Linked DNA regions of Mus musculus: region 2 is linked to region 1. Evidence: chromatin loops called from intact Hi-C (ENCODE). Cell type or tissue: left cerebral cortex. All regions are shown on one strand. Region 1 overlaps Abce1 (ATP-binding cassette, sub-family E (OABP), member 1). Region 2 overlaps Smarca5 (SWI/SNF related, matrix associated, actin dependent regulator of chromatin, subfamily a, member 5).

The links. Peaks named below come from ENCODE experiments on the same cell type or tissue, not always from the same donor. Only the 100,000 strongest peaks of a DNase experiment are listed, where the experiment ranks them.
Region 2: a loop joins it to region 1, with 5 times the contacts of the local background. A loop is called at or near these places in 21 of 42 quality-filtered maps.

What each region holds. Positions count from the first base shown.
Region 1 is chr8:79,700,514-79,705,513 of GRCm38, reverse strand. Abce1 (ATP-binding cassette, sub-family E (OABP), member 1) reads left to right here. Exons shown (of 18, transcript NM_015751.2): 4 at 2,413-2,510; 5 at 3,623-3,740; 6 at 4,262-4,399; 7 at 4,532-4,601; 8 at 4,832-4,928. Among named protein-coding and RNA genes, the nearest start is that of Abce1, 8.7 kb to the left of the region's middle. In left cerebral cortex, no CTCF peak of the experiment used is centred here; no DNase peak of the experiment used is centred here.
Region 2 is chr8:80,719,386-80,724,385 of GRCm38, reverse strand. Smarca5 (SWI/SNF related, matrix associated, actin dependent regulator of chromatin, subfamily a, member 5) reads left to right here. Exons shown (of 24, transcript NM_053124.2): 9 at 149-217; 10 at 3,589-3,698; 11 at 4,582-4,808. Among named protein-coding and RNA genes, the nearest start is that of Smarca5, 18 kb to the left of the region's middle. In left cerebral cortex, no CTCF peak of the experiment used is centred here; no DNase peak of the experiment used is centred here.

The DNA of each region.
Region 1 (5,000 bases):
CCTTTAAGAAGTTAATGGGTCAGTGAGATGTCCTGGAAGAACAAGTCTGGTTATCTGAGGTCAAACTGAGGGACCCACTTAACTGTAGAGAGAACAACTCCACAAATTTGTCCTCTGACATCCACTTGATGCACCATGGCATGCACACACAAACACAAGATCACACAAACACAGACACACTGTCCAAATAATGCACCGTGCAGACACACTAATAATAATTTTAATAATAATAATAATAAACTTTTAAAAACAAGTAATCATCATATATAGCTAGGTAAAGATATTTCTAACTAGGTTATTTCTCTCTGTTGAGCTTTTTATTATAAAAAAATGTAGCACATCTTTTCCAGAAATTTTTAGAGATAACATAACTGGCATTATAGTTTTTCAGGTTTATTTATTTTCTTTTTGAGACAGTTCTCTGTGTAGCTCCAGCTGACATAGAATGTACCATACCTGTCTCAAATTTTAAATTTACTACTCTTAAGTAGAAATACAACTAAAATATCTTAAATTCAATCTAAAAATGTTTTACTATATCTCATATATGTATCTATTTATCCCAATAGTATAATTTTAAACATCTTAAATTGTTACATTGAATAATTGACGTTTGACTTATAAGTCATAAATTTCCAACTTAAAAGAAAGATTTAACAACTGATAAGTTATTAGATTTTTTTTGTTTGTTTATAGTCCAATATAAAAAGGAACTTACTTCACCAAAGTTTGGAAACTTCCCTATAAATCGTTAAACATATAAGCCATGGGTGTATTATATTTGTTTTTGAAACCTTATTCAAGTATCCAGAAAATTTATATGGAATCTGGAAATAGTTTTTCCTATTTTGAAAAGCATAAGCAGGAAATATTACTCCGGGCAAATACTGACTAATCCTTCTTCATGTGTGCCTGCCTTTATGCAGGGTGTTAGGAATCTGCTGTGAACATTACAGTATCATCTGTTCTATTTTGATTTTGATGCTATAAGAAATTAATATTCTAAAGTTTTAGATGTCTATCTGAATGCCTAAAACACCAGTTAAATAAACTCTTGGTGGTGGAGCAGAAGGGAAATATATGCATCCTGCACACTGACTAATCCACATTACTTATAAATGGTGTGGGTTCCTTTTCCAAGTCACATAAGAGTTTAAAATCACCTGTAGCCTGCATTGATGAAATGAGCAGAGTACACAATATAGTTGTAAAAATTTAGTGGTATGGCTAGGGGCAGAAGTTACTAGAAAACAATTTTTTTTCTTTAATTTGTTTTGATCTCAGTTTGAAGTGAAGATTCACTGCATTCTCTCTGAATGAGTTTCTTCAGTTCCCTGAATTCATCTACTGAGCAGAGCTGTCATCTGATCTTGTCCTTTCTGGTCATGCCTATCATTGTCTATTCTTTATAGAGATACTTTTCTAGCCACATTACTGTTGCCTTTTTTTTTCTTTAACGTGCATGTGTGCATGGGTAGATATGTGTATGAAGGCCAGAAGTCACAAACCAGGTGTCTTGTTCATTCATTCTTGTTTTATTTTGTTTGTTGAGACGGGGTTTTTCTGTGTAGCCTTGGCTGTCCTGGAACTCACTCTGTAGACTAAGCTGTCCTCAAACACTTATAAATCCAACTGTCTCTGCCTCCCAAGAACTGGGACTAAAGGTACTCAACCCTTTCCTTTTTTTAAAAAGAGGGTCTCTCACTAATCTTGATTATTGACTTCCCAGCAAGCCCTATGGATCCCCCTGTTTCTACCTCCAGCTTTGAAATTTTAGGAACACACTGCCATACCAGGCTTTTCACATGAGTGTTGGGGATCCATCTAAGCTCAATATTACACACCTGAGCCGTCACCCCAGCCTTCAGGCTCCCACTGTTCTTAGTGACATCCTTATACTTGGCCATTCTTGTTCTGGGGACATTTGTCTGATAGTCAAATACTACAATGAGTAAGTTCTGTTGATGTTTTCTTTTTCGATATTAATTTATTTTTAGCCTTGAAACATTCTTAAGTTAGAAGGATGAGTTATAACAGAAAAATAATAAACTTTGATTCAATATATAGGCTATCTATTGGCAGGATAGATATAACCCTCTCCCCCAAATAATAAAATCAAGACACCTTAAAAGACTTTATCTTTAGGAAAGAAGCAAACAAGGACAGGAGTAATTTAAGGGAAAAAAAAAAAAACATCTGCTATAGACAAATTATGGAAACTATTGAACAGTGTTTAAGTTGTATCAATCATAAAGATTATTAAATTTGTGTATACAGCTATTATCTTCAAGGAACTTGATTATTTAAGTAAATTATTTCTAATATTTGTAAATTTTATGCTTGAAAGATTTCAATAATATTGTTAATTCATCTATCATAAATTAATATGTGATTCTTTATTTTAAATAACAGAAATGTCCCTTTGGCGCCTTATCAATTGTCAATTTGCCAAGCAACTTGGAAAAAGAAACAACACATCGCTACTGTGCCAATGCCTTCAAGCTTCACAGGTATATTACTCTTTACTTCAGTCAAGGGTAAAATTCCCTGAAGGGTTTTCAGAATATGGATGAAAATGATCTTGCGCATCTACCAAAAAGTAGTAGACTATTATAAAATACAAGGTTAATTTATATGTCAGCAGTTGCCAGGCATGGTAGCAGATGTCTTTAATCCTGGCATTCATGAGGCTGAGACATCTCTGAGTTTAAGGCCAGTCTAGGCTACATAGTGAAATCATGTCTCGAAACAAGCAAAAAAATGGCAGCAGTTCATTCTAGTTAATAGTTGAATTAATTTTTGAGGGACTTTAAAGCAACACAAATGCCCAGTTGAGTTGTGTTGTGAAGATACAGAATGTCTGGAAGGTAAAACCCCTTAAATTATTCTAAAATATGATCACAGTTGACAGTGGTTCGTAGTACCCTTACTTCCGAATAATCTTTAAAGAAAGTTGCTTTGGTTTTAGTCATCAACTAATGTTATGTCCCACAGGAAATGCTGTACTGACTTGGACCTCATTAAATAACTAGGTCCTTAATGCTTTCTGGCTTTTCAGGATGGTATTTCTGTATTGCCTTGGCTGTCCTGGAACATACTCTATATAGTCCAGGCTAGCCTTGAACTCAGAGACCTGCCTGTGTCTGCCTTTTGAGTGCTGGGATTAATGGTGTGCACAGCCTAGCCTCACTGCTTACTTTTATCTGCTGAATATTAATATATTGAATCTGAAAGTCTAGGTTTTATTAATTAAAAGGTATTTTCACCCTGCCCGCTCTTAAGGAGCCAACAGCAATAGGAGATTAGGGGGAAAAAGACAATGTGGTATTGTACCTGCTGTGAAATTTTTACCAAAACATTTAGTGTGTTAAAGATGAGCCTTAACTATGAAGAAAAATGTCATTTTTGATAAAGAACTGGATAAAGTTATTCATTATGGATACATTTCTAACAATTAGTTTCTCTTGGCTGTTTTCTCTCCACTAATAGCCACTAATGCTTAGCATATATTTCTTAGCTTATTAATGGCATACAAGTGCTTTAAAATACATCATTTGGTTGTTGTGTATCTTTTCCATGTAATAGCGAGTTGTTTTTGTTTTGTTTTCCTATATTGTAATAGGTTGCCTATCCCTCGTCCAGGTGAAGTTTTGGGATTAGTTGGAACTAATGGTATTGGAAAGTCAACTGCACTAAAAATTTTAGCAGGAAAACAAAAGCCAAACCTTGGAAAGTATGATGTATGTATTAAAGATTATGGAAATTAATATGTCTGGATCTTTTATGGATTTTTTATGAGAGTGATGGGTATACTTTTTTTCAATGTTCTTTTTTTAAGTTAATTTATGGAGTTGAGTTCAAAGGTGTTATACATCCCAAGTTTGGTTTGGATTAGTTTTTGTTTTTTAAGACATGCTGTTACTGTGTAGCTTCAAAGGACCTTGAACTCAGCCTCCCAATTCTGGTTTACACTGCCATGTACTGATGTCATTCCTGTTGTTGTCATTTGTGTGTGTGTGTGACAAGTCTCATGTTCTATCCCTTCAAAATAAAAATGTTAGTGTTGCTTACCAGAAAATTCATAGTTCTCTCAAACTTTTGAGTTAGTATGCCTTGATTTGAAACTAAGTCTGCTTCCAATCTTAAACTAGAAGTCCTCTATTTAGATATATGTTTAATTTTATTTAATATATGTAATTTTATTTAGGAACTGTCCCCTTTGTATTTTTATCTTAAACTCACATAACAATTGTATTTCTAGGATCCACCTGATTGGCAAGAGATTTTGACTTATTTCCGTGGATCTGAATTACAAAATTACTTTACCAAGATTCTCGAAGATGACCTAAAAGCCATTATCAAACCTCAATATGTAGACCAAATTCCCAAGGCTGCAAAGGTCAGTTTGCTTATAGATAGAAGTTATAGATTGTAGATTATTGGTAGGACGATAACAATTCTATCAAAATAGACTTACTTTACTTTGTGAAATTTTTGAAAGGAATATAGTGATAATTTTCTATTGTGACAGGGGACAGTGGGCTCTATTCTGGACCGAAAAGATGAAACAAAGACACAGGCAATTGTATGTCAGCAGCTTGGTAAGTATTGAGGACATGCTTTTAATAAACTGCACTTAGTCATAATCTTCTTGATGGGCTATGGATTGCCAAATTAATGAGGAAAGCTTTAGTAATTATTTTATTATTATACTACACTGGAATATCTATCATTCAGACCTAGAGTCATGACATCCAGTGTGCATTATGCCCAGAAGAGGTGAAATGGAATTTATAACATTGAACACAATGCTTCTGATTATTCTTTGTAGATTTAACTCACCTTAAAGAACGAAATGTCGAAGATCTTTCAGGAGGAGAGTTGCAGAGATTTGCTTGTGCTGTCGTTTGCATACAAAAGGCTGATATGTAGGTTACTTTACACTTTTTGTGGTTCTCAGTCTTTGTGAGTTTAGATTTGTAATACTGCTAATTCAGCAG
Region 2 (5,000 bases), 1.0 Mb before region 1:
AGCTAGTAGTAAACCTGATACTTGGGAAGTAAGGGCTTAAACTAAATTTTTTTTTTTTTTTTAAGAAACAGTTGTTACACTTGGAGATATAGGGCATTTAAGGTTAATTTTATCTTTGAGCTTACGATGTTTTTGTTTGTTGATCTAGGACTTTGATTCCTGGTTTGATACAAATAATTGCCTTGGGGATCAAAAGCTAGTTGAGAGGCTTCATATGGTAAGTATGGTTAGAACATACTTTTAATAGGAAAGTATTTTCATTATTTTACTGTTAACAGAAGTATGGTATTGTGTGTGTGTGTGTATGTGTATGTATGTGTATATAACATGTATATATGTATATATACACATGTTATGTATATATATATATATACATGTATATATGTATATATATGTGTGTGTGTGTGTGTATGTTTGAATTTAAAATCCAGTGTTTGAAATGATATTAGAAAGATAATCTTTGATAGTTTTAGTATCTAGTTTTAGAACCTAGAATGGATTTTTAATGTAATGAAGAAAGTAATCTTTTAGTTTTAAAAGGTATAGTATAAAGGATAAAACAACAGAGTAGATAACTTCTTAAAGCTTAGTTTCACTTAAGTTCCATAGCAGGATCTAAAAAATTGATATCTGAAAGGACCAGTTGATACATCTGACTCTAAATATAGTGAGTGTACATAAAGCTACTACTGCATAGTTCAGTTTCTTCATAGTATAGAAGTTCATAGGTAAAAGTTGGTAGGTAGATAAGGATACTCTTTTTTTTTTTTGGTTTTGGTTTTTTGAGACAGGGTTTCTCTGTATAGTCCTTGCTGTCCTGGAACTCACTTTGTAGACCAGGCTGGCCTCGAACTCAGAAATCCGCCTGCCCCTGTCTCCCAAGTGCTGGGATTAAAGGCGTGCGCCACCACTGCCCCGCCGATAAGGATACTCTTGATTGTCAGGTTCAGGATACTGTAACCATGCGCTAGAGGTTCTTTCATGACCTATACTGGAGCTTTTAAACACTTGGTCACATTTTGGCTAGGGTAATATGTAGGGGATAGGAGGAGAAGAGAAGGTTGCATTGTGTACTATATATGTAGTCCCTAACACTTCTTCCTACATGCCATGCATGACAATAAAAATGTCTGTAAGTTCCCTGGAAGGTAAATCATGCTCTGCTCACCTCTCCTTCCTTACATCCTATTCTTTTCAGATACACCAGCGTTAATTTTACTTTTACATAAATATGCTAGAAACATTTGACTAGTTTTTCTTATTCTTTCTTTGTTCATTGTTTTTACTCTAATTGAATCTCTTCCTAATTGTCTTCTACATAGCCTAAGTCTCAGTTATATCTACCACCTTTCTTGTTGACCATCTAGGCTGAGCCTAGCCTAGGTACTTTGTGTATTCATTCCATCTTTAGTCATTTGAGCAGTCTCATTTATAGGACTTCCTACAGAAGACTGAAGGGTTTTCCTTAATGGATCTTAAGCACAAACTCTGAAAACATAAATACTTTGCATGGTTCCTGGCTTCAGTGGATATTTTTCTTCTTTCTCCTCTTCTGTTCTGTTTTGTTGAGACGTGGTTTTGCTTTGCACCCCTGGCTGGCTTGTACTAGGTAATCCTGCCACAGCCTCTCAAGTGCTGGGATTATAGGTGTGAGCCCTTATTGCCAGGTTGGTCTTTTTTTCATATATAAATTAATTATACTTTTAAATTCTTGTGTATTGAGATTTTTTTTTTTTGTTAAGTATATCTGAGAGTAGTGATAGTCTCCTAGGAACTTTTAATTCAGATAACAGTAAAACATTTAAATGTGGTTTAGGATTTTCTTATTTAAAGGACTGAAATCTTGAAATGTTAGAGTGTTGATAAGATCTTAGTGATGAAAAATGAGGCACAGGAATTGATTCCTTTCTAACTTTCCCCTTTACTTCATGACTTTCCTTTAAGTAAATGTCTAGGTACATGTAGATAAAGCAGGCTAAAGTGCCTATGCAGCAGAGTCAAGTGTTTGGTATCTTTGTTGTTTTTTCTCAGAGTAATATAAAGTACTTATCAACTCAAGGGAGAAGAGAAATGATGTTTTCTACTTTGTCCTCCTGCCCTTGCATTCTGAAATCCCCACTCTGACCCTGTGGTGAAAGAGACATAAGCAGTCAGCCTGGGAGGCTGGTGGCATGTGTCAGTATTACAGAAAGGTGCTTGCTTTGGAGGCCTCGTAACCTCAGTTAAATCCCTGACACCCTCACCAAGGTGGAAGGAGAGAACTGATTCGACATGGTTGGCTTCTGACTTCAATGTGTGTCATAGCAGATACAGCATGCACGGATACACTCAATAATAATAAAAAATTTAAAACTCATCCTGGCATTCTTAGGAATAATACAATGATACAAAATCACTTCCCTACTCTCTACAAATTTCTATCTTAATAACTTGAATTTTAATAGTTTCAGAGTTTGTGGGTAGTCTGATGAGTTCTTGGCTGGGTTTATCAAGCTACTGGACAATTTTATAAGAAAGCCAAGTGGGACTGAAGGTCTTCTTGTCTCTGCAGTAGCTGGTGTTTGGCCTAGCTTTGGTATATGCGGTAATCAGAAAAGAGTTGATGATGGTTTTTCTCACCCACTTTAAATTTGTTTTGTGATATAGTCATTATTTTATAAGCCAGTAAAACTAGTACAAAGAAAGAATAAAAGTAATTTTTTGTTTTATTGTTATACTAAAACTTATATTTTATAAAAAGGACTAGTACTTTTGAAATTTAAGATACTAATCATAAACATTGAATAAAGTTATAAGTGATAATATGTAGAAATAATGTGTTGTATACAATTAAAAACAAGAGGTGAAACAGATCTATCTTTAAAAAGAAAGAATATTGCTTACTGTTAGGAAAGAACTGAGAGCAAGCCGGGCAGTGGTGGCGCATGCCTTTAGTCCCAGCACTTGGGAGGCAGAGGCAGGTGGATTTCTGAGTTTGAGGCCAGCCTGGTCTACAGAGTGAGTTCCAGGACAGCCAGGGCTACACAGAGAAACCCTGTCTCGAAAGGAAAAAAAAAAAGAACTGGGAGGAACTCAAGGATTTGTAGTCCGACTACATTTGCTAATCTGAACTTGCTAAAACTGAATTGAACTGGGTTTTTTATAGTTGTCACATTGAATGCTTTTGTAATGGGTAGTTATTTAAACGCAGTCACGCAGGTCTTACTGTGGGCTAGCCATGTCTTAAGCAGTGCTGAACAGCATGTGTTCAAGTAACTCATTTTTACACTTGATCTTAGCCAAAAGGCCGAGAAGCGATGTAACTCATTTTTAAACAAACATGAATTAGCAATGGTGAAAATAGTTTTAAGACACGTCATTGTTTTCTAGTATTTAATGAAAATATAGCAAGTATTATATAAATACAAATAGAATAAGTGGTGAGAGTCAGTAATGCAATAGTAATAAATGGTATTTTCTGGACAGGAAAATACTAAAAATAGTTGTTATTCAAGCAAATTGTTTCTATGTATTTGGTACATAATTTTAAGACTTTGAAATAATATCAGTATTGCAGATAAGGTCATCTTTTTTTTCCCTCTTTCTAAGGTTTTGCGTCCATTCCTCCTTCGTCGAATTAAAGCTGATGTTGAAAAGAGTTTGCCTCCAAAAAAAGAAGTAAAAATCTATGTGGGTCTTAGCAAAATGCAAAGAGAATGGTATGTATTCTGAGATACTTGCTTGTACTGTTTTCCCAGATTTTCATTTTACAGTCTTATTTACCTAATTTGTGTCTTTAGAATTTCTGTGTACTTGATTAGGCTTAACCTGTTAATTCAGTGCCCATTAAAAGGTAGGTGGGAGGAGGCAAGTCAGCACACCAGACTGGCTTGCAGTGTGGTTTCTGCTGCCCAGGTGTATTCTGGTGGGGTGTCTTCCTTCTGTTTATTTGGGACAAGTGATAAAATACTAAAGGTTTAGTTTAGTTATCCTAACATTGAGTGATATGCTTCTATTTAATGTTTGTTTGTTTGTTTTTTGAGACAGGGCTTTTCTGTATAGCTCTGGCTGTCCTGGAACTCACTCTGTATGTAGACCAGGCTGGCCACGAACTCAGAAATCCGCCTGTCTCTATCTCCCAAGTGCTGGGATTAAAGGTGTGCTCCACCACTGCTCGGCGCTTCTTTTTAATTTTGCCCAAAGTTCATAATTTCTGTATTTAAAAAGTACAGCATTTTGCTGGCCAGTCATGGAAGACAAAATAGACAGAATTAAGATCCATGAAACAAACAAACAAAAAAATGATGGCTCAAGCTGCAGTACATTTGTTAAAGTGTTTAACATGCACCAAGTCCTAGATTCATGTATTTCATGCATCATCACCACATAAGCTGAGAAATACTTTTTTTTTTTTTTGCTTTTTGCTTTTGTATAAACATGGGAAACTTTTTAAGTCTCTGTTATACCAGTTTATTCCTAGACCATTGGAAGCAAATTTCAGGCAGTGGTTTTTCAAATTATTAAATATTTTGTGGTTGGGATGGGTGAGGGGATTAAGTATGCAATGTGGTAGGCATATTAAACAATTTTTCTTTTTAATAGGTATACTCGGATATTAATGAAAGATATAGACATATTAAACTCAGCAGGGAAGATGGACAAAATGAGGCTATTGAACATTTTGATGCAGTTGAGGAAATGCTGCAATCATCCTTATCTCTTCGATGGAGCTGAACCTGGTCCACCGTACACAACAGATATGCATCTAGTTACCAACAGTGGCAAGATGGTGGTGTTAGACAAGCTACTCCCTAAACTGAAAGAACAAGGTATCTATATTACTGGCGTTTAATTGTAAAGTAATGAAGACTTTAAAAATTCTAGAATTAAGAGGATGAAATACAACATTTTGAAATGTCTATTCTAACAGTTTTTAAAGTTGAAATGTTAAATGTTTAAAAAGATCTAAAAATTTCAGCCAAATCCTCTTCCCTTAATTTTAGGCTTAAATTCTTATAGAA